Linked DNA regions of Homo sapiens: all the other regions are linked to region 1. Evidence: chromatin loops called from intact Hi-C (ENCODE). Cell type or tissue: heart right ventricle. All regions are shown on one strand. Links, peaks and the distances in the headings refer to the core of each region. The heading gives the core; the rest is flanking DNA.

Region 1 (9,288 bases), core at 1,289-9,288:
GGTGTTTTTTAAAAAATAGGTTTTAAGTTACTTCAAGGAGGAAAAAGAGCTTAACATGCATCATTTTACTCTAAATATCTTTGAAATATTTTCACCATAAGACTTTTAGGTTGTAATGCCAATAAATATCAAATATTATTCCCTTATAATACTCACAGTATCACATAAGAACTTCTCTAAAATGCACAGCAGCCTGGAGTAGTCAAATTCATGGAGACAGAAAGTAGAATGGTGGTTGCCAGTGACTGGGAACAGCGAGGAAGGAGGAGTTAGTGTTTAATGGGTACAAAGTTTAAGTTTTGCAAGATGAAAAAAGTCCTGGAGATGGATGGTGGTGATGGTTGCACAATAATGTGAATGTACTTAATGCCACTGAACTGTATTCTCAAAAATGATTAAGATGATAAATTTTATATTATGTATATTTTACCACAATTTTTTGTGTGTGTATGTGGTAAAAGGAAAGTCGCTCTCAAATGCTAGCAGATAGGAGAATGCCTGGGCTCTAGCCTCAAGGGTATCACTTCAAACTTTAGGCTAGAGAGAGGGTTTTAAAATGGTGAACATGGAATGGGAGGTGTGCAGGAGTGTGCTGGGTACAAGGTCTGGGTGTCTTGTTCTGGTGGCTGTCTTCAGCCATGGTGCACCTGGAGTGCAGCTGGGTGTCATCTCAACAATGGCTGGGTTGTGGATTATCTGCCTTGAGGTCATCTCTGGAATTTCACAGCTCAGTCTTCATGCCTGATTGTCTCAAGATTAGCCCCTGGAACTTTCAGTGTGGTTCATTCCTTGTGGTTTCATCACGGGGCTTGCAGGAAACAAAAGCTAGTATGCGGAGGGCCTTGAAGTTTCAAATGGCTTGAACTTCCTTGTAATGCAGTTCAGCATGGGCTGGGTTCACATAGCAACAATTAACTGTCCATATTCCTTTGACTTTAGCAGCCCTGGAAAAATCTCTGCTTGACCAGTATGAAACTCAAAGCTGGTGATGCCATTGTAGGCTGCAGTCTGCCTAGCATCCTCCACTGCCTGCCCCACCAACGAAATCCCAAGGACCTGCGATGTAGCTGATCCAGAGGGAGGCTGATCACACCGGTTCCACAGCAGATGTCAAGGAGGATGGTGTTAGAGTTCACTGCACTCAGCTTCCCTACAATCCAATACAGCATCTCTGCACCAGCAGTGTTAATCTGGAAAAAGGCATCTGGAGAGATGCAGACCTTCAAGCCCAGGAGATCTTTAAAGATATGAGGTTCCCCAAACAAGAGCTGGTAGGTGGACTGATGATGGCTGAAACAGGTCCTGCTTTCCTGGAAGTCAGGTGAAGTCAAGTCACAGACTGCTCCAGGACCTTTAATGAAAAATTCCTTTACAGTCTCCTTCTGAACATGGAGCTCCTCTGGACTTAATTCCTGGGGATGGAATGTGATGACAGCCATTGTGTGCCTTAGGCTATTGGTGTGGACTGTGAGCTCACACCAGTAACCACCTTCATGAAGAAGGCAGGGCTCTGTTGGAGACTGTGGAAGGAATACTTCATAGTACTGTGCCACCTGACTGTCTTTCTCAAGGATGTTTTTCAGATGGTTAGACTGTACACAGACAATGTTCCCGTCTCTTCAAGTTCCCAGGTTATATTCCACAGTCTTTGGATTGCCATCTGGACCCTGATTCACAGAGAAGGTGGACTTATTTCTGTAGCTGCTGATGACAGGAGATGGTATTATAGGATGGAGAAGACAATACAGCCCCTCAGATTTGGGTGCAGCTGTTGTCACATTGACTCCATCGAGCATTTGGATGTGAGACTCTAGTCTTTGTAAAATTTCACCTTGAGCTGTTCATAGCTCAGCCTCCAGAGCAGCATCACAACACCAGCCAGCCTTTCCTGCCAGGAATCATCTGGTAGTCCCAGATGGCTTGGTTTCTTCTGACTTTTTTGTCCTTTTTGACACTTCTTGGCTACCACATGGGTGAAATTTCCCTTACATACTATGCCCCAAAAGAGCTGTGACCAACCTGGTGGTTTTATGGCACACCAGGGAAGCAGTCTTGGTTTGGAGAAGAAACCCACCATAGAGAGGAAGCACCTGAGGCTGTGTGTTAGGACTCTTCTCTTAATGCTTGCCATCCAAAGACACACTGAAATCCACCTCTCAGGGTTGAGGTGAGAACAACAAGTTCATATATATGGCGCGCTCTGGACTGTGCTGAACACGGCAGCTGTCCGACATGTGTCACTACTCTTCTTTAGGCTCTGAATTGAAGCGTGTCACTTGGTTTCTTCATGCCTTAATGTCTCCAACCTGCAAAATCGAGGCAGCAAACCAAAAGGGCAGCAGATGGCCCAGTTTACTGTGGCGGGGAAAGAGTCATTTCCTGTTGAGCAGGGCACTTCTACTACTCCCTGGCACATGCAGCCAACCTGGGGGCAGGTACGGCAGAACGTGGGGCTCCTCCCAGTGCCAGTATAGCAGCTGGCCTGGGCACCTCGACTCCTATCGGGAAGTACCCTTCCCTACTTTGCTGGGGGATCTTCTTTTGAGACCTTCCTCAAAAGCATTCATAACCCTAATCCACAATTTTAAACAACGTACAACAAAAGTTGGAAGTTCTCACCCCCATCCTCCCCTAAGCTTCCCCTCCCCTTTTAATATATTATCTCTTTCATTCCATCCATTAAATGTCCTCTCCTTATTTTTATACTCAAAAATCAACATTAAACAGAAAATTTACATACACAGATTGGTTAAAATATTTACTTGTAGATTTATAAATAGTCTGCAGTCCCAAGGACAATTGGCCATGTAATCTATTGAACAACAGTGATCTGTATAAGTTTGGTCACAATGGAAAACTACAGATCCTGTAAAGGTTTAATATGCAGGACTTTAATAATGTGTAATTTCACACATGCAGGGCCTTTTACATGCCTGTGGACTTTGAGAATTCAGAGGAAACTGACTTCGTGAGAGAAATATGGTACTTGGCTTGTTTATAATTCCAATGCCAATCCACTTTACAGGGGGACACCCCAAATAATTTTCCAGTTGAAGGTAATAAAGTCATACTACAAACTGAAAGCAATCATAGGAACTGGAATGAATGTGATGACCTTTCTGGAGAAGCACCAGTGTTCAGAAAAGAGGTGCATGGTGAGGTCTAGAGAACCAGGGCTCTGAAGGTGGCCAGATCTTTAAAAGCTAGACTCTGCCACTTAATGTTTCTAAAGTCTGTAAGTAACTTAAACTCTTAGAGCCTTAGTTTCTTAATCTGTAGACTGAAGATAACAGAATTTCTCTCATAAAACACTATTATTATATCAAATGAGATTAAGTAAGATAGTGCAAGTACCTGGAACATGGTGGATATTCAATAATTCTTAGATACTATTAATTATCCTCATGAATAATATCAGAATACAATATTGTTCTGTTCTAAATTTATTATGTGTGTGCATATGTGTGTGCACACACTTCTGAAAAGTAACCAGGTCAACCTCAGAGTCTTGTCCTGAAATACTTTTTTGTTCTAACATCATGAGGTTTGACAGCAAGGATGGCACTTTTAAGGGTAGTCTAGTCTAGCCCTTCATTTTACATCAGTGGTAACTAACGTCTAGAGAGAGTAAAGGACTTGATGAAGTTCATACTGTTAGTGGCATAATTAAAGCCTATCCTTTGATCCAGGTCTCCTTCCTTTCTACTGTGGAACTTCTGTAGGTAGCAGAACGAAAACAGGTGAATTTTCAAACCTCACCTTCTAATTCTGGACTGTGTGCCGTGTAAGCAGCAGGTGAAACATGGCAGAGGTGACTCGCTGTGTCCTGTGATAGCTGAATTAGAAAAGACCCCAGCTAAGGTTTCCAGAGATCCCTAGTGCTAGCAATTCCTGAGCCTCTGGTTCATTCTACATATAACTGGCTTTCTTGGGTTTGCTAAGAAATGCAACTCTTCACTCTCTCAGCTTTCCAATTTACAGAATGTTATAGTATTATTGTCTCCTGTTCTCTTAGCCTTAGAGAATTATTATTATTAGGCCAGGTGTGGTGGCTCACACCTGTAATCCCAGCACTTTGGGAGGCTGAGGCTGGATCACTTGAGGTCAGGAGTTCAAGACCAGCCTGGCCAACATGGTGAAACCTGGTCTCTACTAAAAATACAAAAATCAGCCGGGCATGGTGGTGCATTCCTGTAGTCCCAACTACTTGGGAGGCTGAGGCAGGAGATCACTTGAACCTGGGAGGCGCAGGTTGCAGTGAGCTGAGATCACGCCATTGCTCTCCAGCCTGGGCATCAGAGCAAGACTTTGTCTCAAAATAAATAAATAAGTAAATAAGGAGAATTATTATTATTATTCTGTAAGACCAACAGCTGTGTTCTATCTCTTCTACCTAGTCCAGTCTAGGTATTTTGCATATATATTCTAACTCTAGAGTAGTAAGCAGTAGTTGTTATTATTACTTCTAGTTAGAAATGAGGAAACCAAGTTTCAGCAATTTGCCTAAGGTCTCTCAGAGGGTTTGAATTCAGGTATCTCCAATGTCAGAGCGCAGGCTGTAGATCCTGACCTCATTCAAGCATCCACGGTGAAATAATGCTAACAATGACTGTTGATCACCTCTGAGAATTCACTTTGTGCATAGTAACCACAACAGCCTTACGATATAAGTACTATTAGCATTTCTTGATTTTATAGAGGAGGAAACTAGGTCACAGAGTGGTTAAACTGCTCAAGAGCCCAAACCCCTGAGACTGTGTTCCTAAAATTCACCAGACAGTTAAATATTCTCTGTCCACCTTGTGGATTTCCACAATCTTCTTTAAGAACTTCCCCCAACCTTGTATTTTCTTTCCTAGATGGCTTGTTCCAAAAGAAAACAGAAATCTCCTCGAACCAGCCAACCAAAGCAGCGACAATGGATAGAGGATAGCCAGAGTTCAAGTAAAATCATTTTGAAAATATTTTCACAAGAAATCATTTTGCTAGATTACACTATTCTCTGCTTATAATTACCTTCAGACATTCAATTCAGGAATAATGTCAAGAAGGTGCCCATGTAACTAGACATGTAAAAAATGATAACTAGAATTTGCTTTCTAGTCTGACGGCCTGAAATTATGTATGCTAGGGGGAGCTGTTGAACAATTTTAAGGTTTTTATCCATTTGGTATTTTTAGAGTTGCATGTGGTAGTGCTTTGGGGTAGGATGAGCTTGTAATTTTTAATTAAAACCCATTTAACCTCAGCTTGGTAACTTTTAACCAACACAATGTTTTGCTGCAGAAGACATTTTAAAATAAGTTGTATTCATTACATGTGCAGTTAATTTTTATTCATGCAGAAGCATTTATCACCCATTGTTTTTTCTCCTATCACATTTAAGAACTTGATTAAAAGATAACACAACATAGGTGTTAAACCTAAAGAAAGAGGCAGTGTCTCTAGAGCATTATTGATGATGGTAAGATGTGCATCTCATAGTAGTTAACAGAATCTCTAATATAGAGGAAGCAAAGAACCAAAACCTTGGCAATCAGGAAATCTTAGCTCTAACTCTCTTGCTCCACAATTCAGCTAAATGACCTAAGTACTTGTTAATAAATCATGATGCAGAAAATACACAGGACTAGGAAGGTTAGAAAGCAGAGCACCACTTATGCTGAACTGACACAACTTTGGTCATGTAGGCTCAGTCAAAAATAGAAAATGTGATGTAAACATAAAAGGTCACACAATAGGCAGAACTACCCCAAAGTCTATATAATTAGGAATTAAGCACACGTGCAAATATATATCCTTCTCTGAACTTTCATTAGTGGTCTACAAAATTACTTGTTGTAGAACAGTGCCTACATCTACACAAAATAATTTTAGTAGTAAATGCTTAAATTTTTTGAATGAATAAAGATGATCAAGTCCAGCAGTTACAAGTTTGCAGCACTTTTAATACTTGCTTCTTAAAAGAAAATGAAGAAGAATCATTCGTGTGTGCTGAAAGGCGCTGTGTAGACAAATGACAATTTACCAAGATATCACTATGTTGCCTTAATTATTCCCTCGATGCTTCATACATTGCTTCTCCCGTATGGGGTGAATGACTTGAAGTAGGAGGCAATGTCTTTACACGCTGCTCAGATATTTCATGCAGCTGCTAGGGCTGTGCCAGGCAAAAGGAACTCAGTGAACACTTGTTGACTGATAAACTGTGCAGATGAAAATGTGAGCTACTTCCTATGTAGTTTATCCAAGTTTATGGGAACATTCCTGTGGTACGGGGAGAGATATTGCTATATAACTGCTGTTTAAAAGGTGGAGTGAACAACCTAACACCATTTGTTATAATTTACTCTTTGAAAATTACTAAGTCAAATATAATTTTTTTCTTTCCATTCTCAAGTCCAGGAAAATTGTTGCTTATGATTAGAAGATCTGACAGCTGCTGGAACACTGGGGCAAAGGGGTTTTCCTGCTTTCCATGAAAATATGTGAGTTACTCCATGTACTAGTTTTCTAGAACCATTTAGTTTGTTCTTAGAAATAGCTTACAGCAGCATCCACAACACATAGGTCCTTTTGCAGTTGGCAACAATGAAACTACTATTCTGGTACACGGGCTAAAAAAAGAAAACCTAAAAAAGGCCTTTTGGTGGGTGAAAAATGATCTTAGATAATTTTAAAAAAGAAAGAAAGAAAACTGGGGGTGGGGGGAAGTGCCCAAAGGAACATGTTTTTAAAAACCCCACTTTGGGAGGCCAAGGTGGGCGGATCATGATGTCAGGAGTTCGAGACCAGCCTGGCCAAGAGACTAGCCTGGCCAATATGGTGAAACCCCGTCTCTACTAAAAATACAAAAATTAGCCAGGCATGGTGGTGGGCGCCTGTAATCCCGCCTACTTGGGAGGCTGAGGCAGGAGAATTACTTGATCCCGGAAGGTGTAGTTTGCAGTGAGCCGAAGATCACACCATCGCATTCCAGCCTGGGCAACAGAGCCAGACTCTGACTCAAAACAAACAAACAAACAAACAACCCTAGAAACATACCTGTTCAACAAAGTCAGACTTTTGGAATCAAAAGTTGCTTTTCAGGGAGCAACTTAAAAAGATTTAGGAGAGAAAACACTTTGAGAGGTACTGGGGCTAAGGCACATGATCTGAGTATGTCCTTTGATTCAAATCTACTGATCCTAAAATGCCAGGTCTTGGCTTTATCTCATCACTGACAGCACACTGTCATCCAGATAAAGTCTATCTGTTGGATTATACCAGCCCAGGATTATACCTATATCCCTGCTCAAGGTGGTTTGGCAAAGTTCAGCAGGTATCCTTCCCTGGCTCCACCCTGAAGCCTTAAAATTAGGAGGAGGAGGGAGCTGTACACCAGAGTGTCTTTGAGGAGGGCAGTGGGTTGGGTGAGAGAACCAGCTCTGCAACACATTAAAATGCCTTCTTGCTGTGGCACTGGCAGGCTTAGGTTGGGCTAGGCAAATCCACTGCCCTGCAATTTATTCTAAATATGGTAAATGCCCTTGTCAAGATGATCTTGCTAAAACTGGATTATTCCACAAAGGCTGGAAATATACCTCTACTTAGCAAAGGATTTCTCATAGAGAACACAACAGCATTGTAAACAAGAGTCTTAACAGAATTCAGAAAATAAATCTTTCAAGAAGGCTTAAGCACATCAGAGAGCATCATTTACATACAGATAACTGGCGTACTAATTAAAAATAATTCCTATTGATTCATTAAAACAGGCAATTTCAGAGCTGCCATTAGTCACCATCTCATTAATCCATGATCAAAGAATCATTCAATGTAAAGTGAAGAATTAATTTCATAGGGGCATCTTTGCCAGGGACAGATACCTTTTAGAGGTGGTAAGCTGGGGATCATGCCTGTCACATTGGAGGATTCTGGAGAGCCTGCTCTTGGGGCCTCCAGACTTGCTGGTCTGGAGTGTTTGTGGTCAATGGCTGGGAGGAAGCTGATCGTCTCCCCCACACTCCACTTGAGGTGTTTCTCTACCTGCAGAAAAGGTACCTAACAATGATTCTTTCAGCTAATTAGGTTTTACAAGAAAGGGGTGGGGGGAGGATATTGTAATATTTGAAATGAAAAGTTTGAATTTTCTTAAAAATATTCTGATTTGCCTTTTCTTCTGGCTCATATGAACCAGTGCGGTTTTGCTGTCATTGAAATTACTAGAAATTTGGAGTTGACACACATCATCTTATTCATTCTAGTGGTTTATTGTAAAAGGTTTTCAATCTCTAGGTTTGCAAAGATCTTACGGTGCCTTTTCTTTGGTTTCTAGAAGTTCCAAACCTGAATTACTCTCCAAAGTCATCTAATATCTGTTATGTACTAATGTGACAGGCACATTACTATTATGTCTTAGGCAAACATATCCTTTTTTTTAATCTCTTCAACTAAGCATGTGACTAATCATAATTGTTTAATGTGCGTCTACTCTGTACCAGGCATCTTATATGAATTCTTGCTAACCCCTTAAATAATCTGGCATGTTACTGATTGCTTGCTACATGTATTAGGCCATTCTTGCATTGCTATAGAGGAGAAACCCGAGGGCTGGGCACGGTGGCTCACATCTGTAATCCCAGCACTTTGGGAGGTCAAGGCGGGATGACTGCTTGAGCTCAGGAGTCCGAGACCAGCCTGAGGAACATAGTGAGACCCTGTGTCTACAAAAAATACAAAAGTCAGCCAGCAACGGTGGCTCACGCCTGTAATCCTAGCACTTTGGGAGGCTGAGGTGGTGGATAACTTGAGCTCAGGAGTTAGAGACCAGCCTGGGCAACATGGTGAAGCCTCATCTTTATAAGAATTACAAAAATTTGCTGGGCATGGTGGCATGCACCTGTAGTCCCAGCTGCTCAGGAGGCTGAGACAGGAGGATCACTTGAGCTCAGGTTGTAGTGAGCCATGACTGGATTGTGCCACTGCACTTTAGTCTGGGTGACAGAACATGTGAAAGAAAGGAAAGAAAGTAAGGGAGGGAGGGAGGGAGGAAGGAAGGAAGGAAGGAAGGGAGGAAGAGAGGGAGGGAGGGGAAGAAAGAGAGAGGAAGGAAGGAAGGAAGGAAGGAAGGAAGGAAGGAAGGAAGGAAGGAAGGGGGGAAGGAAGGAAGGAAGGAAGGAAGGAGGGAAAGGAGAGAAAGAAAGATGCCTGACACCAGGTAATTTATTTAAAAAGTGGTTTAATGGGCTCATGGTTTTGCAGGCTTTACAGGAAGCACAGCTGCATCTGCTTCTGGGGAGGCCTCAG
Region 2 (10,748 bases), core at 1,228-9,227, 72 kb after region 1:
CCTGGCCTTGGCTTACCAAACCCCATGCAAATAACCTGTTACCTGCCCCCTTTTCTACCCCTTCCAGTGGGCCACTCCTTTAACATCTCATCTTCCAGGATTCACCTTCTGCCAACTTCTCTTCACCACACAATCTGCAGAAGCAAAGAAACCCTCCAAAAACCAACTTTCTACAAAAAAGTGAGTGTACCTAACAGAAAGCTTACATACTCACCATATCTTTTTTTTTTTTTTTTTTTTTTTGAGACAGAGTCTCACTCTGTCACCCAGGCTGGAGTGCAGTGGCACGATCTTGGCTCACTGCAACCTCTGCCTCCCGGGTTCAAGCAATTCTCTGCCTCAGTCTCCCGAGTAGCTGAGATTACGTCACCTGCCACCATGCCAGGCTAATTTTTGTATTTTTAGTAGAGATGGGGTTTCACCATCTTGGCCAGGCTGGTCTTGAACTCCTGACCTCACGATCCACCCGCCTTGGCCTCCCAAAGTGCTGGAATTACACGCATGAGCCACCACACCTGGCCCACCATATCTTGTAATAAACAAAAACAGTGTCTTTTACAGAGAATATTGATGCTATTTGATGGTGATGCTGGTAGTGGGGGGAGGGAGGGAAGATGAGTAAGTATATTGACGTTAATTTTTTCTTTAAAAGGTAACAATGCAAAGCAGAAAGGAGATTCAGAATGGGAAATTATCTGGGGGCTTGGTTTGACCTCCACAGAGATCTATGCTTCATTTGCGTATTTGTTCTGTCTTCTCATAGAGCACTGCTCCTATTCTGGGAAGACATAAAAAGAAAGATAAACTGAACTGGGATGGTGGGTACAAGTGAAGAGGATGGGAACAGGGATCAAAGCTCAGAGCAGCTCTTGGAGATCAGAAACTGGAGCTCAGAGTTCCATGAGGAACAAAAGAGTGTAGGGATGAGAGTCTATGTTGCGGGGGGAAGGCAAGAGCCAGGTGAAAGGGAGGTGGCTGTTACAGGAAGGGAGGCGAGAGTAGAAACTTGCCTCTTCGGGCACCCTGGCCCTTAAGAAACTTGCTAAAAATGAACAAGCAAGCCATGTCTGAAACCCCTTCACTCTCAGGTTGAATGAAATGAGATGTCACTGTGTGACGATGACATGCTGTGCAGATGAACTGCAGTCCCAGGAGGTTCTAGGGCTGCAGCACTTCTCCTCACTTGGGCCATGCCCTGTGCCTGGGTACAGCTGAGCCCTGGAAACTGAAGTAGGAATTTAACTGTTAATGATGTTCTTTTTATCCCAGCTAGCATCAAACAAATTTGCCTCAAGAAGGTAAAAAAAAAAAAAAAGCAAAAGCAAAAAACATTAATGTAGAATTTTGACCCTATTAATCCTTACAGCCCCATCTTAAAAATCTTTGCTTTCACAATTTTCAAATTTCATTTTTCATTCCATGTTGCTAAGCCTCAGACCATGGTCATTGCTCTAAAACATAAAAACTCTGCCTCCTGCAAGCCACCACTAAAGAGGAGCTTGTATTGGTACAAAATTCTACCTCCCACTGCTGCCCTTAACAGAGAAAACCACAGATACAATATGCTCTAATGAAGCTCATATTTAATCATTCCCCAATATCCCAAGCCCGCCCATATCTCATTATCTCCATTCATACCTCCCTAATCCAGACCACCAACATCTCTTGCTAGGACTACTGAGCAAGACTCTAACTGGTCAACTGCTTCACTCTCTTCCTATAGTCTATTCCCTACGTAGCAGTCAGACCTCATCACTCCCCTGCACTCAAAACCCTCTCCTGACTTCTATTACCTTTAGAACAGAAGCCAGTGTACAGAGCAGTACAGTCCGGCCCTGGACTGCCTCTGTGAGTTTGTCACCCATCACCCTACTGGCACAAGGGCATCAGGCTTCTTCCTGGAATCCACTAGCCAGCTCCCTCTCAGAAATTTGGCTTTGTTGTTTCTCTGCCTGAAACATTCTGTTCCCAGGTATTCTCATGGTTTGCTCAAAGGTCAGTTCCTCAGATAGACCTTCTCTGACAGATGACTCTGAAACAGCCATCCTGTCAACTCTCCATCCCCTTTTGTATTCTCATGACACTTTTCCCTGACAGTACATGTTTGTCTCTCTTTTTATTACCTTTATTACCTGCTAGAATGTGAGCCAAATGAGGGCAATCATTATCATATTACATGTTATATCTCTTAGTAAAATCCAGTTTATAGTATTTGCTCAACCAATAGTTCTTAAATGAATAACTTTAATTTTCAGAGTTCCATCAGAGTTAAAAGCACATTGTCTTTCATTTTAACATGCTGGCCATTTAACAATTGCATCATGGGAAACAAGGCAAGAAACAAAGGAGGAAAGCTGCACTCCAAACTCAAGATCTTATAAACACTTTCAGATAAAAAGACATCTCTTGAGTGACAGAAGGCAATGAAGACTAAAAGGTTAATGAAAAAATATTGTGTTAAACAGCTAACACAATAAATGCAAAAATACTTGGTGCCACATTAAAAATAAAATCCTATTTCATACATAATTTGACAATTTCTTCTTTGGTTATAGATCAAAATCAACAGTGACATTTATACAGTGAGGCATGCATATCTATAGCTGGAAGGGAATTTAAATGTAATTTAGCTTGTCTTGAATGTGGTTTTCAAATGAAAATCAAACGTAGTCTAAATAAAGATTTGTACTCGTGTGACTGTTTTGCAATTTGAAGGAATTAATTAGCTTCAAAGATGTGCTATTTAACATCATGATTTTTCACTTCACCCTTACTCTTTTACCTTCAATGCTTATAGCCATGTACATAAACTTTTAAAATTATTTTTAGATAAAATGTAAATGTACATTTATATTATAGCTTCCAGCACAGATTATTACTATGAAGAAAGCTGACTATAAACATTGTATTCCTCACGGCCTGTGTCCTCTCCAGCAGGCATCTTCCCCAGCTATGGCTGTTCCAACCAAGAAACTTTAATTATGTAACCTTTAAAAAACTGTCAAAGACCATTTTTATTCATAGTTTAAACATGTGTTGTGAGTTACATTTTAGAGAATTTTATATATACTTAATATTATAGCCACAGAAATATAATCCTTTAGAATCTGACTTTCTGTAAATTTTTACTTCTTCTTGCCCTATTATAGTCTGGCTGGACCAACAGAGTACAGCTATATAAGTTAATAAACAAAACCACACTCTCAGAGTGATCAGATCATAGTACAGTAGCTCTTGAGAAAATCAGCAACCTGGGAAATTAAATGTTCTCCTTTTGGCCTAGATTTTGTTTATAACTGTCTTCTATTAGATATTTCATTATCCTTTTCAAACAACAGGACCAATCTACCCTACCCTGACTTCTACCACAAACCTTTAAACAGAAAGCCAACAAATGGAATCCTTCACTGACTAGCAGCAGCTGCACAGCACCAATTTAAGCATCAGTGGATGAAAGATAAATTTACAAACCAGCCAGCCAAGGTGGAAGCAGAGATACAACTCCACACACTTCAAGCTTTCTCACCTTCAGGCTCATGGTAATGTTCTGAAGCTACAGAAGATATTGGTGATACTTCTTTCTAATTTTTCATTGAAAAAGTAAATATCACAATGCAATTAACAATTTGGTCAACTCTGGACCATAAAGCTTTTAATAGCTGAACACTACCACCACCACCATTTTTTTCTGAGAGCAATCAACAAAGCAATAATCATATATAATCTTGCCAATGGCTCCACTGCAGGAAAGAAACTGACACCACACAGTTGAGTGAATTGTCCATAGTGTGGGGAGCAGGTAAATAGAACCTTTGAACATTAGCACTCAACACTCCCATAGCAATCACACAGTTCCACCCACTCACTCCCAAGACGCAGAAACCAGAGCCCACAGAGGTCACCCTGTAGCATGGTTACTCTGTGGCAGAATCCAAATGTAACCAGGTTCTGCAGGCAAGTCAATGGCTTCTCTATAAACTGGGCTCACTGGGCTTTACAGCCACTTGTTTTTGTTTATGTGCTTGTTCTAATAAAACCTTACACAGCACATAGCTCACTGTGATCTCTAAGAGGAGTTATTTCTGTGAAGGTTTGCTTACAGTAGAAAATTTGAGAAAAACTGAGAAATTGAGATTAAAGTTACAAAGAATGAAGATGGCTCCGTTTCAAATTAGTCATTGTCAAACTCTGCATCATGCTTCTGATTCCTTCTCTTCCTAAGAGACTTTACGCCTCAGAATGAAGAGCAAGACAAGGCCCGTTAGCTAAAAATAAACTTGAGATATGGAATTATATCATAGTTATTTCCTATCTTTACTTTTGTTCTCATAGCTTAAGCAACCTCTTGGGTGCAGGGCTGAAAACAGGCAAAATGAAACCAAACCACTTAACCAGTGTCATGTGAGCTAGCAAAGCCCCGAAGGTCACTGTCATTGATGATTCATAGCCTGTGGCCCAGAACTTTGCTATAAGTAACCATAACGGTTACTGCTAAAAACAAAGGAAAAGGGCCGGGCACAGTGGCTCATGCCTGTAATCCCAGCACTTTGGGAGGCCAAGGTGGGCAGATTGCTTGAGCTCAGGAGTTCGAGAACAGCCTGGGCAATATGGTGAAAATCTGTTTCTACTAAAAATACAAAAAATTAGCTGGGCATGGGGGGCTTGCACCTGTAGTCCCAGCTATTTAGGAGGCTAAGGTGGGAGAATCACCTGAGCTTGGGAGGTTGAGGCTGCAATGAGCTGGGATCGTGCCATTGCACTCCAGCCTGGGCAACCAGAGTGAGACAGAACCTGTTTCAAAAAAAAAAAAAAGAAAGAAGGAAAGTACTACACACACTAATGATATCTGCAGGTAAATGAACTTTAAGGAAAAAGTTTTGCTTTTTCTGAATGAAGTTTTTATTCTTCTTATTAAAAAAAGCACTATGCTAAACTTTACTGTCATAAAGATGAAAATGTGCTGTTTATGAGAGAATAATCCAGAGAACTTTCTAAATAAAGTTCACTGATTATTTATACAGCACTTTTTGTGTGCCAGGCATTATTTTAAGTGTTTTATTACTTATTAATTCATTTAATCCTCATAGCATCTTATGAGGTAGGTTCCAATTTTACAAATGAGGAACCTATCAGTTTGGTTCCCAAATTAATATGATTAGCCACTATACCTTGCTCCACAAGTTCTTTCTCAATGTCACCACCTACATAGTTATAAAATGCTTTTTTTTTTTCACAAAACTTCTTTAGAAAAAGGGATGTAGAATATTTGGAAAATATAAAAGAAGTACAAAAACTAACTAGTAATCAGCACCACCCAGAGATAATCATTACTAACCCTTCCTGGTAAACGGTCTCATCTACATAAGGCCATGTTCTGGCATTATTACTCAGGGTTCATAATCATCTAACCTGAGGTGAGGCTGAACACTTAGACAGCTTAAGGAATTAGCATCAAATTTTCTGTTTTCTAAATCTTCACCTAACTGCCAATCCCTAACATGATTCTTACATTGTCTATGTGAGCTTTTAAGTGTCTTGAAAAAAAATCCAGAGTAAAATTTTCAAATATTTAAGACTCCTGCCGTTAATGTGAGATTCTCTAAAGTTATGTCTCCACCAGTTGGTTAAAGTTTCCCAGTCTCCCCTGCTATATTGTATGTGTGGTGTACCTCTAAGCCTTTGTTCTCACTGACTCTCAGCCTAAACCTCCTGCTCTGTCTCACTTAGTTCCTTTGGCTGGTATTCATATTTTAAGACTCAGCTGAGGCTTTAATCATCCTCTTTACAAGTCTTCCCCCACTCCTTGGAAAAAGAGACCTTTTGCCTTATCACCCTATGGTACTGACATTTTCTGTCAAGATGTCCATCTATTGCATCTTTACCAGTTCCTTAAAGGCAGGGACCAGGTTTAACCCGTCTTTACAGCCTCCGTGCCTAGCACAGCACCTAATTCATGCAAGGTAGTCAACGAGTGCTTCTTAGGATGAAGTGAAATGCTAGGTTTTAAATGAAACCAACAAGTGCCAGTCATCAGACTCCATCTGTATGCCTGGGCTAACATTTCTATCAGTCAGATCCCTGTTGCCCTGGGGCTATTTCCAGTGATAGTGCTTTCTCCTCTGGGATAGATTTCACCATTGCCCTGAAAACACAACTAAAGGCCTTCTGGAGATGGAAACATTTGAATTATATTTATCAAAATAAACAGTTGTAGTGAATGATAAATGTTAAACATAAAAGATTCAAGACACACAGAAAAATACAAAGAAGAAATTAAGAATCACCTGAAACTTCACAATAAAGAGACTGCCATCGTAAAAGTTTTGGTGAATGGCCTTTCAAACACTTCTTTTATGCACTCACACAGAATTTTACATATATTTTAAACAAGTAAAATTTACAAACAAGATATGCTGCATAAAATCCCTTTACTAATTTCACTTAATAATCTGTCACAAACCTTTTGCCATATCAATAAATATAGAATACCTTGATCTCTAATGGCTCTATTCCATGCATGTTTCATCAGTGAGAAAGACCCTTGAACACACAGGTTTGCACACTTGTCCAATTACGTTCCTAAGATAAATTCCTAGCACTGGGTCTCCTGGGGCAAAGGGCATGCTCATTTACATTTTTGATATATGTTACTATTTTGTGCCCCAGAAAAATTGTTCTGCGTTGACATTCTCCATTATAGCATGAGACAGATGCCACCTGTTCCTGCCCAATCTGAAGGGTAAAAAATGTTTTGTTTTGCTTTGGGTTTTTTTGCTGGTTTGTTTTTTTGGTTTATTTTATTACTGAGAAGTAGAATATCTTTCTGTACTCTTTTGTCCCTTTATATTTTTTCTCTTTTGAATTGCCTGGCCATGAACTTTGTCCATTTTTCAATTGGTATGTTAGTTCTTTCCTTACAGATTTTGAAGGGTCTTTTTCTATTAGTCATATTAACTTCAGTTGTATTGCAAATATTATTCTCAGTTTGACATTTGTCTTTTGACTTAGTTTATGGTAGTTTACTTTTTGCCAATCAAAATTTTAGATTTTATATAATCACAGTTTATCACAAACTTTTTCTTTTGGTATTGGGTTTTGTAGCATTAAGAGAAAGACATTTTGCAACCTAAGATTATAAATATACTCACTTGCGTTTTTTGTAGTACTTTTACAGTTTCTTTTCTTTTCTTTTTCTTGAGACAGAGTCTCGCTCTGTCGCCCAGGCTGGAGTGCAGTGGCATGATCTTGGCTCACTGCAACCTCCGCCTCCTGGGTTCAAGCAATTCTCCCGCCTCAGCCTCCCAAGTAGCTGGGACTACAGGCGCACGCTGCCACATCTGGCTAATTTTTTGTATTTTAGTAGAGACAGGATTTCACCGTGTTGCCCAGGCTGGTTGCGAACTCCTGAGCTCAGGCAACCTGCTCGCCTCGGCCTCCCAAAGTGCTGGGATTATAGGCGTGAGCCACTGTGCCCAGCCTACAGTTTCTTATTTGACAGTTAAATTTTTAGATTAATCTGAAAAATTCTAATATGAAGAGATAAATTGGGGGATTTCATTTTTAATATTATAATCACAAATAACAGAATATCTTCAAAGAATAAAATGTGAATTGAAATGGTACCCAATTAATTGGTATATCTTTTTATTTCAGCTGCTTATGGATGCATTTATCCCATTACAATCACTGGGGCATCATCTGTGTCTGCTGCCTCTAGCCCTCTCATGGTGCTTTACTCCTTACTTCTACCAACATCTCACTCTGCATGATAAACAAGACACACACACTCATGTATAGATTTATGGTTGATAAGCAAAAAATGTATTTGTTAACCTCTATGGTGGGATTTCTTTTAAACTACACTTTGAAAGAAATGAGGCATAATATTATATTCATCATTCCTGAATCATGCATGTCCTTTGGTCTTTTCATTTAAAAGACAAATATTCACGTATACATCTTACACAGTACAGAAACTGGTCTAGGTCAAACCAGAGAAAGAACAAACCATAGGAACACACATATCTTAAAATCTAAAAGAGATAAGTATTACATGGACAATTGATCATCTTTTAAGTTTAGAGAATTATACATCTACAAATAAACTGATGACGCATTCTCCTCCAGCGTAATCAGAGGAAACCAAGCAACCATTTTCAGAAATGCAAACTGCATAGGTCAGAGGTCTGCGCAACTGCAGGCTGCTAATATGATGATGAGCATACTAACTCAGTGCTTATCATGTGCCAAGTACTATGCTAAGATTTACAAATATTAATACATTTTAGTCTCACAACAGCCCTATGAAGGCAGGCAAGTACTAGTTTTATTCCCCACACTACACAGATGGGAAAACCCAGGCAAAAAGAGCCTCAAAAATTTGCCAAGACTACATGTTAGTGAGTAGCCGAGCCAGGATCTGAAAACAATCTGCCAGATTTTCAGTCTGTGTGCTTACCATAACATTGTATTTCAGTTCCACGGAAAATAGCCCTAATGACCATATTAGAATCTCCAGACATCCTCATTTAAAAACTGAGTCTGACCTCAAGTGGCCAGTTAACAATGACTTCTCAAAGACTTCTGAGCAAATGTTGGTTTGGACTTAATATCAATGTGTTATTCCCAAGGAGGAATCTCCCTTAGTCGAGTCAGCATCTGCCATTGTAGCCACCGTCCCACTTCTTAAGTGAACTGGGGTAGTTTTTAACTTCAGTTTCCCCTTCTATCAAGTAGGGATAATCATGATAATAATTACGTTTGAAAAAGCCTCATACACCGTAAAGCACAAATCCAAGTTGTAACGGTTCAGGGGCAAAATAACCAGTCACATGTAAAGTTCCAAGTGCAGAAGGCAGGAGCTGTACTAGTCTCTACGGAGGACAGCCAGGGCCTAATGAGGCCCAGGGGCCAGGTAGGGGCTGCCTGGAGAGGTGCTCATAGCAAGGCAGGTCCCTTCAGTCACACCAGCCAGGAGTCCAGGAAGAAGCCATTGTTTTGAATGTCTGAATCTGTAGTGTCACTCAGGAGAAAATAACTCCAAGGGGAAGTGCAATAGGTAAAGAAACCTTTGACTTCCTCTCTTGTCACTGAGGCACGTTTTGAGAACTTCCCTCATCCCCAAGCAGGCCTTGCCTGCAGCTCCAGTCCTTTCACCTTTCACTGAATGGTGCCAGAGGGCCAGGAAGCACCCAGCAGGTCTCCACTGCTACAGACAATACAAGCACTTGAAGGGGCAAGGGAGTAATTGAAGAAAACCAAAGGGACTTGGAGGGCCCTGCCAGCGTGTCCCTGCCAATGGTCTCTGAAAACTCAGGTGCTCCCTCATCTTGCAACCCAGCTGCCTGGCAGCAGGGAGTGACAAATGGTCTTATTTTCTACTTATCTCTCTAACTTCAAAAGAACAGGCTCATGATACCAGCTGGCAAGGGAAGGAAAAGTAGCACTTGGATTTTTTTTTTAATATAGAAAGTATAGAGCATTTCTTAACTTTCTGTCATAGAAAACGTTTCCAAGTAGAAATTTTTGCTGGCTTTACCTCAGCTAGACCAAACTTGGCATCAAGGCGGCATCTAGCATGGTATCTATTTTGTGCTGGCCGAGGGGAGGAGAGTGAAGAGGTGGGGCCAGTCTACTCAGGCCCATCTACTATTTATAACAAGTGCTTCCATGCTAATTGTGCACTGGCCTTGTTCTGGACGCTCTCCTTATTAACTATGTGTTCCTCCTCAGAACTCCAAGTGGTGGATACCATTATTACCTCCATATTATAGATTTGGAAACAAATGCAGCTAAGTTATAAATCCAAAACAGCACAGGCAGTGGTGACACTGGAATCAAACCCCAGCTGGTAAGACAGAATTCACAACTACTCCATTCCATGCTCACATACACGCATGTTTCATTTTCCCTATTGAAATGAGCATCAGCATGGCCCAGGAACCACCTAAAAGGAAATAAAACTAACATATTTTGAGCACCTTCTCTGAGTCAGACACTGGGCTGAGCACTTTTACTTCAGAAGAATGCAGTTAAAAGCTCTGAGCCAAGGTCGACTGGCTTCTGTGATTCCATGAGCCCCATGTGCACTTCGAGCCATTAAGACCTTTCTGAGGCTCAGCTCAAGACATCAGGGAGTCTTCAAAGCCTAAACCCAAGACCATGTTCCTCACTTATCTTGACTTAAATTTCTCAGCTTTTATGACTATAATCTGGCCTATCACAAATCCGTCAAACACTTCTCCTGCCCTTAGGGCTCTTTACTGTCTCCTATGATTCACTAAAAACAGAAAAAGGGAAACATGATTTTCTCTCTCACCTTCGGGAAATAACAGCTTCAGAAGCCAACAGAAGCTTCCTTATGCCAGCAAAACAGCTACAGTAGAGGCAGCTAAAGTCTATCACTAAGCAGCACAGAGAGGAGCAAGGTGGCATTGCTCCTGTTCATTGGCCAAGCTGCCTCCCAATTCTGCCTCTCTGGTGGTCCCCCATGTACCCCTCTTTGCCCAAATCACCCCCTGACACACAAAAGGCTGAGTGTACACACCTAGTGCTCACTTAATGCATAGAGATTCCAAGCAGAAAATGAGGGCCACTGCCTCCATCAAACTCCTTTTCTCTTAGATCCAATAAAAACTAAAACTTGAAAGAGAAGGAAATTCTCACACTACCACTGCTACCTCTCAGTCACATAAATCAGCACTGTGCAATAGAAATATGTGAGTTATGTGTGTACTTTTAATGCTTCT
Region 3 (10,748 bases), core at 1,032-9,031, 98 kb after region 1:
CTTATATATGCAAGGTGATATTCTGCGTGTACTCTGCTATGCCAGGTGGACAACACTTCTAATCAGACGTGGGGCTTTTCATGAGCACTGGGTGAAATCAGCTTGCCCAGAGGGCCCTCATAGCAGGCAACTTTGCTGACCTAACCCAAGCACACTCAGACTACCAATGACCAGGAACAGACAGAGATAACGAGAGAAAACAGATGGAAAGGGAGAGACTTTTAAAAATAAAAAAACACACACACAAAACTGAATGCAGAATAAGTATGAATTACTAAAAGGCACAATTTGATTTTAATCAAAGAGAATAAGTAGTGATCCTTCCAGAATAGCCATGGAAAAACATCCTAGGCACTCCACATGTTGAAACATAGTGTAAGAAACAGATAGGATTCCTGCCCTTGGAGGACCAGCATCCAGCCAGGGCTAACAGATCATAAACATAATAAAGTAAAATAAAATCCCAATGATTAATGTACATTGCAAGGAAACAAAGGATCAGAGATGCTTATGAGAGTCAGAAGATATTTCAAGCTAATTAAATTAGTGCTTGCCCTAGCTTTATTTTATGCACCAAGGGATGCAGGATCATACAGCAAAATGTGCAACTCTTAGCATACCCTCCGTAAGCATTTGCTGATGGAGAGTATAGTGAAACAGATGTCCTATCAGTCTGAGCTGCTGATCCTCCCTAACACCATAAACTACAACAGAGAACTGTAGCTGGATTAATCTCTCAGAAACCTGCAGTTTACTTTCATGGTGCCAGATGACAAAAAAGAGTTAATGCCACTGATCCCTTGGCCCATGCACACATCTGAAAAGCACATGTGTTTTCATCATTGAATTGCAAAGCCTCAACTTCTACACAAATCCAATATATTCCACATTTTCAATCCAGTTCAATCCCTTAGTTTACTGCTAGCATGACTTGTAATCTCAGCCTTAAGCTGGTTACTGAGGTAGATGTAAGGAAATACAATAAACACACGAAAGATCATGAATTTTCTAAGCTAATCATTAGAAGCAAACATGAGAATAGTTTTTTTTGTTCGTTTGTTTTGTTTTTATTACAGAGTCTCACTCTGTCACCCAGACTGGAGTGCAGTGGCGCGACCTCGGCTCACTGAAACCTCTGCCTCCTGGGTTCAAGCAATTCTCGTGCCTCAGCCTCCTGAGTAGCTGGGACTACAGGCACGTGCCACCATGCCTGGCTGACTTTTTTTTTCTCTTTTTTTGTATTTTTAGTAGAGACAGGGTTTCACCATGTTGGCCACACTGGTTTTGAACTCTTGACCTCAAGTGATCCACCCATCTCAGCCTCCCAAAGTGCTGGGACTACAGGCATGAGCCACCAAGCCCGGCCTTTTTGTTTGTTTTGTTTTCTTTTGTTTTGTTTTTGGGATGGAGTCTTGCTGTATTGCCCAGGCTGGAGTGCAATGGCACAATCTCGGCTCACTGCATCTCTGCCTCCTGAGTTCAAGCAATTCTTCTGCCTCAGCCTCCTGAGTAGCTGGGATTACAGGTGTGTGCCACCACACCCAGCTAATTTTTGTATTTTCAGTAGAGACGGTGTTTCACCATGTTGGCCAGGCTAGTCTTGAACTCCTGACCTCAGGTGATCTGCCTGCCTCAGCCTCCCAAAGTGCTGGGATTACAGGCATGAGCCACTCTGCCCAGCCAAGAATCGTTTTTTTAAAAACAAAAAAGCCTATTCATATTTTGAGTACCTGATTTGATATTTGAGTAAAAATATATTTAATATTCTTAGGATTGTCAATAATTTTAATAATGTAATGTAGTATTATAATACTTTGAAAAGATCTGAATCCTACAAATTGAAAAACTGTTTCCCTTAAAATTTACATACATATCCCTCTTCCCTTCCAAAATAACCACCTTCCTCCTTTTTTCCCCCTCCTTAATAAAATAAATAAAATTATCCATGAGAGACTGATGTAAACTGTGACCTAAGATCCTTCTCTCCTTGTGCTCTGCCTCGGGCCACATTATTTCAGGTCTGAAGAGAGTCTGAGATGATCCAATGATTCAGAAAACCTGCTTCCATCCTGCTAGGCAGAGAGCTGCTCAAGGAAATAAGCATCTCTAGAGGAAAGCCCTGACTATCCGAAAGTCTTCCTTCTGGAACTGTCAAGGTCTATCTAGAACAGCTCAAGATTAGGAAGTTTCCTGAAAACAAAAAAAGTAAACATAAAACCCTCTTTTTGGGGGGAAGGACTTTGTCTCATTCTCTTTTTCTCTCTCTCTCAATCTCTCTTTGTCTGTCTGTTTCTCTCTCTCTCTCTCACACACACACACACACACACACACCATAAAAGCTCTAAAGATGAAAACTACAACAGAGAATACCCAGTATTTTGTGATTTTTGTGACTGATGGAAAGAAAGATGTTTTGTGTCTCTGGGCAAATTACTTACTTCACAGTGCCTTGGGTCCTCATTTATAAAATGATATATGACCTCATGAATTTTGAGAGGAAAGTGTTTAGGACAGCACCTGGCACATAGTAGTAGGCAATCAATAAGAGATAGCTATTGTCATTACCATCACTGTCATCATTATTATGTAATGGAATAGTGATGAACTCTAAGATGAGAGGGGCAGGGACAAGAGACACTAGAAAGAAGAGATGGTCAAGACAGATGAGAGGTTAATTTTGGCAGCTTGGTGGTTTTTAGGAATTGTACCAAACATAAACAGGCAGACTGGATGCAGACAGAAAGCAGGAGACAGCAGTTCTGCAGCAGAAGTACATGCTCCCTGTACAGCACCTGCAAAGGCAGCCCTGAGCAGTGCCAGGGGTTTCTGCTGTGCTGGGGCAGGGAGGTCAGCCTCTGTGTGCCATATCCAAGGGCTCTAAAGGGAAAGACTATGTAAAGACAAGTCAAGGTCAGTGAGCTCTCTCCTGCTTCATCATAGCCTCAATGAGCATGTAGCTCACATCTTCCAACTATTACACTTTTATATGTCTGTCTCCTTCACCAGGCAGGTTTCCAAGGCCATGACCATCTCCTCATCATTCCCTTCTGTATTCCCTCCGGCACAATGTCAGGCTCATAGTAGGTCTGCAATAAATGAATGAATGAATTTTCTTAGAAACTCCTTTTCATGAAGAGATGAGACGGCTTTTAAGGAAGGGAGTACCCCTCTCAGCCCCATGTCCTGGGTCACCTGCATGGACAATGACTTCTTCAGTTCATCACCAATAACTAAATTTAAAAATGTTTATCTGGGCCATCATAGAGAATCTTAAATTATGTTTAGTATATACTCCCTAAAAAGACAGAAAAGGAGTAATATGTAGTTTCATACCAGTATAATGGAATTCTGAAAGCTGTTAGCACTTGTATGACTGGCCCTAATCTGCCCCCCAAAATTGTGCTATTTATTTATTTCAACAATCATTTTTGGGAAACCTGCTTAGTCCTCAACATTCCACTAGGGACCAGAGATTCCAAAATAAGTAAGACAACTAGACTGTAATGTCCATTTCCTCACTTTCCAATAGAATCCAGGGATATTTACTAGTACCTCTAATCTTGCCCATCTGAAAAAAAAAATCAAGGTTTTTGTTTGCATGTATAAGTTTTTGCTTAAACTTAAATCTTCGATTAGTTTACCATAACAAAGAACTATTTAAGGGTGATGTCCTTAGAAGGCAAAACAAATTGAAATTATAAATATTATTTTCAGGTAGCACAAATCAATGCCCCTTTAACCTACCACATTTAAGAAAAAGGCACCTCAGTTCTCATATTGCTCTCAAGAAATGCACAAGACTTTTGGGAACTTCATTGATTTTGTAGCACTTGGCCAAAAACACATTCTGTGCAATCATCCACTAAAGGAAAACAAAAAGCAGGCAACTGAGAGAAGAGACCCAGGAGGGCAATGCAAAGTCAGTTGAGTGATGGCCTCTCCCTTCTCATGTACCAGTATTCTACTGCCCTTGACGAGTTTGCTCATTACTCCGGACTGAAGAGTCTTTAGACCGTACCTACCACCATTTCTGGGATGTTTCATGGGGTTTGAGATAACAAAACATAAAAGTGAGGGCAAGATGCTCTTCCTTAACCTTGATGCCCTTCTTCAGCTGAAACACTATTAAAGAACACATACGGTTACACGATATGAGCTATTAGGACCTCACAAATGACCTTTACCAGAAATTGTAGCCTATTCCAAAATAATTATTTTAAATCAGCCAATGTTCTCCATTTGAAGTAGCGCTATTAGTGAACATGGTGTTCTTTCCTACAGCAAAAAGTACTTAGAGAAAGAGACCATAGTGACAAGCTCAGAACTAGACAACACAGGCAGGAAGAACATGCCTGAGGCTGACCACCAGGAGACGGCAGTGCAGCGTCAAGATGCATCAGCCAGCGCCTCGTGGTGTTAACACTCTTCAGCACATCACATCTACTTCCAGTCTGAGACATTAAAATTTGAAGTTTTTATCTGAATAGAGCACTAAAGGTGTGACTTGATGACACACTCTTTTATCAGAAAACAGTATAACAGTATTAGGGTAAATTGAGGATCTGATCACATTCTATTCTAAGGAGCCCTTTGCCCCAGCTGTCTGTCTCTGTGAGCCCTCCATTGGGTGGCCCAGCTGTGGTGGTTACATTCCTGCATACGACAAAGGTACAGCTGGCAAACTGCTTATTTTTCTTGAATCTGGGATGATATCCCATCACCTCTATTACATCACTGCCATTACCACCCCAGGAACAGGCCGATAAAAACAAAAGACATGCATTTTCCAATTCCAAGATCTCTCTGAAAATTTAAAAGAATTTTTAGAATCTAAATTAAAATCTAAATTTGTAGATCATTTTCTGGACCAAGCCCCAAAATCTCTTACTTATTATTAATCGGCTTTTTCTATGCCCAGATTTTTATTTGTTTTTTGCTTTTTTGAAAGAGAAAAAAACTCACATAGTCATGTCCAATGGAAATCAGGATGACCCTACTGGCTTTTCAGTGTGTCAGAATATGATTAAACATTTCAGTAAAAAATTTTACTTCTAATAAATTATCACATTAATTTTCTAAGAGAAAGACAAATTAGCATTCCTAAAGCACAAATTCTGTTGGGTCCTTCCTCTGGTCCCAAATCCTCCATGATTAACTAATGCCTTTAGGGTAAAGTCTAAGATATACCTGGATTTTCAAGCTAGACATGACTAAGGTCAAGGTTCCTAATTTTACAAATTAGAAAACTGGCTGGGCATGGTGGCTCACTCCTGTAATCCCAACACTTTGGGAGGCTGAAGCAGGAGGGTCACTTGAGGCCAGGAGTTCCTGATCAGCCTGGGCAACACGGCAAGATCCCTTCTCTCTTTAAAAGAGAGAGAGAGAGGCGGAGAGAGAAAGAGAGAGAACTGAGGCAGAGTTTAGATAACTTACTAGGGGTCCCCCAGGACCCAGCCCTGTTGACCCGCTGTTGCCTCTTCCTACTGCTCCAAGGTAGCTAAGCAACCTCTTCATCACATCAGGTGGGTCTCGAAAACCACCCCTCTTCCTCAATATTCTGCTCATAGTCCTACTTCTCCATTTCTGCTTAAGCTATATTTTTCCAGGAGGAAGTCTATACACCATTCCATGTCTTCCTTCAATTTGCTCTCTTTCCTAAACTCTTACTATGAGAGTCAACTATTTCATATTTCTTAAACATTTCTTTCAAAGTAGATACTAAGCGCTTTGAGGGCAGAAACCATCTCCTGTATTTGTCTCTCTTGCTATGCCAGGTGCCCTGTCAGGCAGAGAGCAGAAACTCAACAAATCCTCTTGAAAATGGTGAGCAGGGGACTGTCTTTTTCTTCTGCACCTGCCACAGGTGGCATGTGCCACCACCCTGCCTAGAAGGCTCTCCTTCACCTTTGCCTTAATAACTTAAGGTCTAGGTAAGCTGTTCTTCCCAAAAAGTCCCAGCACACCCCATAATTATCCCTTCATAGCCCTCATCATAGTGCAGGATATTATTACTTCCTAATTACCTGTCTACTGGGTACATAAGTAAGGAATGCAAACTCCTTGAGAGGCACAGATATATGTTTCTTGTCCCCTGTGGTATATCACCAGCTACTAACAGGGCTTAGCTCAGAACATGTGCTCAATAAATAAAAAATAAATGAATGCCTCCAAAAGAAAGTTTTAACTCCTTCTCATGGAATTCAAGGCTTTCCATCCATATTTCCAATCCCATCTAGCTTTTTATAGGCATCTTGCTCCAGCCAGTCTAGTCTGTAGCTACTAATCCCACTATGTACTTTCCTGTTCTCTGCTTAGTCTTCCTCTTAAATAGAAAGCCCTCCCCATTAATCTCCATCTGTTATTCAAATTCTACCCAACCTTCAAGGTCCAGAACAAGTCTTATCACCTCTAAGAAATCTTGCTCCAGGCACTCAGATCTTCCCCTTCTCTAACGTCATCTATATGTGTCTATGTGAGCCATTCCTCACCTATCCATGTTGCTACATGTCATAATTGTCTGCAGTTATTTTTCCATCTCAGTCCAACCTGGCCCACAGGGAGTCCTCTTCCTTTTGAAGTTAGCATTTACCTCTATTTTAGGAAATAATTCTATACACAGCCTTGGGACATCTTCACTGTTGTTCTATATTGTTAACTTGTATGCATTGTCATTTATAAATTTTTAAGGCAAGTCATGGTTTTGATGTCTTTGATTCTATCCAATTCTTTGCACAAAGTAGAAGATTAATAAACATTTCTCACCTGACATGTTGGTTAGAAAGCAAAAGTGTGTAAGATGAGAAACCTACGGAAATTAGTAAAAAAATAAAAGCTTTAACCAAAAGTGCAGCTGAAAATTTATAATTATTACAGGCTATATAAAAAGGTCAAATGTTGAGAGTATAATTACACAAAGTAGTAATTATTCTCTGAATAAAGGTTTTCAAATAGAAACTTTTGTCCATATGATAAAAATTATGAATAGAAGAGAAAATTTAGTAGAAAAGGAGTAAAAAGGCAAAGAAAGAAAAAGATATACCCTAGACTGACATCCCAAGCCCTACCCTGAGATCACGAGGATTGGCCTGCAGCATGCACAACTGCATCAGTTGACTTTTATTACAAGTCTAGGTCATAGCTGAGCTGATGCCACAGCTCTACAAAGGCTTGACCAACAACTGCCTGCACATGAACACTATAATTCTTCTTCTTCTTCTTTTTTTTTTTTTTTTTTTTGAGATGGAGTCTTGCTCGTGTCGCCCAGGCCAGAGTGCAATGGCATGATCTCGGCTCACTGCAACCTCCGCCTCCTAGGTTCAAGTGATTCTCCTGCCTCAGCCTCCCAAGTAAATGGGATTACAGGCACCTGCCACCACGCTGAGCTACTTTTTGTATTTTTAGTAGAGTCAGGGTTTCACTGTGTTGGCCAGGCTGGTCTTGAACTCCTGACCTCAGGTGATCCGCCCACCTCAGCCTCCCAAAGTGCTGGGATCACAGGCATGAGCCACCACACCCGGCCGAACACTATAATTCTTCTGATGTTGGATGGAGAGGAAGGGGGAATCAATCTCTTTTACCTGGTTTGTAATAACATTTTCTTACAATTACTTTTTGATGCACTGTATCTAACTACTTAGTTTTATTTATTTTATATTTCCCTGTATTCCCCCCCAAAAAAATATGAATAGCAGCTGCTTTCGATCATAAATACCAATTTGAGAACACAAATACTGTGTTCAAGGTTCAGTAATTCAGGGTTCAGTAACCTAGCAACAGAATGTCAAGAGACCTCCTAATCTATGCCCTCAACAGCCAAATACCTATATACCTCCAAGATATGGGCCTGTAGATCTGCTACTCAAGTCAGGTTTGGCTCATTACAAATTGATATTGGCCAATGAGAAAAAAAATCACAAAACGCTGGAGGCTTTTTGCCAAGTTTCAAGAACCTGAGTGTCATGGGATATAAATAGGAAGTAGACTTGAAACCAGAGGCCACAAAGTTGCCAGTTAGGCTTTTGTCTTGGAAAAACCCAAATTAGCCAGCATCTTTAACCCTCTAACAACTAATACCGAACATATGCTTTGTATGCCCTAGGCTGAATACCCATTTTTAATGGCAAGGAACAAATGTATTCATTACTAGGTGTGGTCCATCGAATGAGGAAGACAGGAAGAAAGAAGGTGACACTTTAGTGTTTTAACAAATTAACAAAAGGTGAATCCTCATCTCTAAGGTATATTATAAGAAATAAAAGAAAGACCCATGTCCTCCTCCCTGTTGTTTAATTTGGTTTGGTTTATCAGCTCATCCATCTCACTGTAATGGACTCTGGTTTCTAATGGGCATTTCTAGTTAAGGGTCCTTCATTTTTTAAAAGAATAGAGATGTTTTACTGGTTTTCCTTCTCTACCCAGTGGTGAAGGTCAGGACATAGGAAAGCAGCATAACAATGTGTTTTGTTTTGTTTTTTTTTAATCAACCATTCCAGCAGCGGCAAAAATAAATGAAACGTGCGAGGCTGTTTATTTGTACGTCAAAGGGAAAGCGAAATTCTCTATAGGGTGACATGATCATTTGTTTTCCCCAATGAAGCAAACAAATCAAATCGGAATAAAACAGGAGCCTACCCTCCATCATTCACGGTGTAATGAGTTCTTGCTAGATTAACCATTTTCCTTTCTTGTTATACTCATCCCAAAAAAACAGATATACAATGACATCAACAAAACAGCTAAAGGTCATCAATCTACAAGACAGGAAATGCAGCAGCCAGACTTTCATCCTTTCTAAACATTAGCTGACTCCTGGCCAGTGGCTCTGGTTCTGTAGTGCAGGAAATGGGCTCACTGATAAGACACATCTTTGGGAGGCAGCAATGATCAGGAGCAGATTTATCAGTTGCAGTATCCTAGGTCATGGAGATCCCTAACCCGCCAGGGCTCTCAACATCGCGTGGCTGCTTATTTGGTATGCTTAAAACCAAAAATCTTGGACTTACTGAATTTTGTGGTTCTTCTCCCTCCAACTCAACCACCCCTTATTAGAAGCTGAAAGCTGAACACCAACAACATTCTGTCAAGAAGACCAAAGACAGAGTGTGTGGAGGCATCAGGGAGCCCTGTCCAACTGGCATGAGAACAGACCATTCAATGGAGTAGGTCAACACACTGCCTAGAAGGAAGTTCAAAGCCTGATTGGCTGAGGCTCTGGGGTCCTAAGCAAGACTCAGGGGGTGTTCCTGGGTCCCAGGAGTGAGGTGAGGTGCTGATACTGACAATACTGCCTCCAGTAGTGGTGCTTAGAGTTGAAGATAATGGCAGGTATACAAGCCACATTTTCTCCATAGCTAGAGTCAAGGAAGGACACCTGTCCTCAACGTCAAACAGTGATGGAAAGCCACAGAATTCAGAGCATTTGCTGTACCACAGGTACAAAAACAACTGTCACTTTACCACTTGCCTTTCACACACATTGGCTCTGTCTTATCTAGATTACTTAGAAGATACTAGGGAGGCCAAGTCAGGAAGACTGATTGAACCCAGGAGTTTGAGACCAGCCTGGGCAACATAATGAGACCCCATTTCTTAAAAAAAAAAAAAAAGGAAGAAGAGAAAAAAAGAAAGAAGAAAGAAGAAGAAGAAGAAGAAGAAGAAGAAGAAGAAGAAGAAGAAGAAGAAGAAGAAGAAGAAGAAGACGACGACGACAATACTAACAGCCCAACTCCAGATGCTTATCAAGTCAATCCAGATGTACCGTGCCCTAGTGAGGTGAAGAGAAGCACTACCTTAGAAAGAGAGGTAGTCACCCCATTTTTATTCCCTCTGCTTGAGAGTAGAAATGTTTTAGTAAACAGAAAAATCTATTAGTATTGATGGATGTTCAATGCTATTTATAACATCTCCAGCCTTAGTACTTCTTGTTAATACATACACAACTCAACTTCTATTGAATGTCTACTGAAGCTTCATTTTATTTGTGATGTAAACATTCATACAGGAATGACCTTCTCCTGACAATGGGAGCAGTTGCTCAAATGAGCAGGGCAAACATTGGGATTTGGGGGATTTACTGAATGGCTTTCCTCCTACCTCTTGCTGTTCCCTGCCCCCACTAAACTATTTCAGTCACCACCTACTAACAGGATTTTGAATCAAATCTGCGGCTAAATGTCTACAGAAAAGCAGTGATGATTTCCAATTTGCCACCAAGGAAGTGTGTGTTTCTCCCAGGGTGCTTGTTGGCTCTGCTAACCTTGGTGTGGAAGGAGCCCGTGTGTGGAGTCCCTGTGGGGAAGGCCCTGAAGAACAAGAGCTGGAGAGAAACGGAGTGAAGGGAAACGGTGTGCTGAGCAGCTGTGGGAGGCTGAGGAGACTGGAAGCGGCCAGAGGAAAAGTGAGAGAAATAAAAATGGAAGCAAAGTGCATGGATGGATGCAAAAGTTTTTTGGGATGCCCTCCCTGCTAGGTCTGCTCAACCTCTTGCCTCAGCTCAAAGCACCTGGTTTCTAGGAAGCCTCTGTGGTCCATGTCCCTCCTAGGGCTCGCAGCTCTTTCCTGCACTTCCTACATCCTATCCTTACTGTGCTTTTATGTGTCTTCTTTCCAACTAGACCATGAGTGACAAAAGCAGGGGCTCTCTCTTATTCACTTTTTAGATAATCTACCCCCAACTCCTAGCACAGAAGGTGTTCAATGCCAAAGTACAGATGAATCATAAAACTGTAAGAGATGGTCACAGACAGATA

What was found. Peaks named below come from ENCODE experiments on the same cell type or tissue, not always from the same donor. Only the 100,000 strongest peaks of a DNase experiment are listed, where the experiment ranks them.
Region 2: it touches region 1 in a loop (2.5-fold over the local background); 16 of 110 quality-filtered maps call a loop at or near these places.
Region 3: it touches region 1 in a loop (3-fold over the local background); 3 of 110 quality-filtered maps call a loop at or near these places.

What each region holds. Positions count from the first base shown.
Region 1 is chr1:184,559,354-184,568,641 of GRCh38, reverse strand. All of the region lies in intron 3 of C1orf21 (chromosome 1 open reading frame 21), which reads right to left. It also overlaps the pseudogene LOC100129573. Among named protein-coding and RNA genes, the nearest start is that of C1orf21, 180 kb to the right of the region's middle. In heart right ventricle, for the core only: a CTCF peak has its summit at 5,110; a DNase peak (open chromatin) is centred at 6,154; H3K27ac peaks cover 3,604 bases.
Region 2 is chr1:184,485,413-184,496,160 of GRCh38, reverse strand. The region is part of intron 2 of C1orf21 (chromosome 1 open reading frame 21); the gene reads right to left. Among named protein-coding and RNA genes, the nearest start is that of C1orf21, 100 kb to the right of the region's middle. RefSeq lists an enhancer at 743-812. In heart right ventricle, for the core only: no CTCF peak of the experiment used is centred there; a DNase peak (open chromatin) is centred at 4,448; H3K27ac peaks cover 8,000 bases.
Region 3 is chr1:184,459,571-184,470,318 of GRCh38, reverse strand. The region is part of intron 1 of C1orf21 (chromosome 1 open reading frame 21); the gene reads right to left. Among named protein-coding and RNA genes, the nearest start is that of C1orf21, 78 kb to the right of the region's middle. In heart right ventricle, for the core only: a CTCF peak has its summit at 4,367 (motif pointing right); a DNase peak (open chromatin) is centred at 4,389; H3K27ac peaks cover 3,439 bases.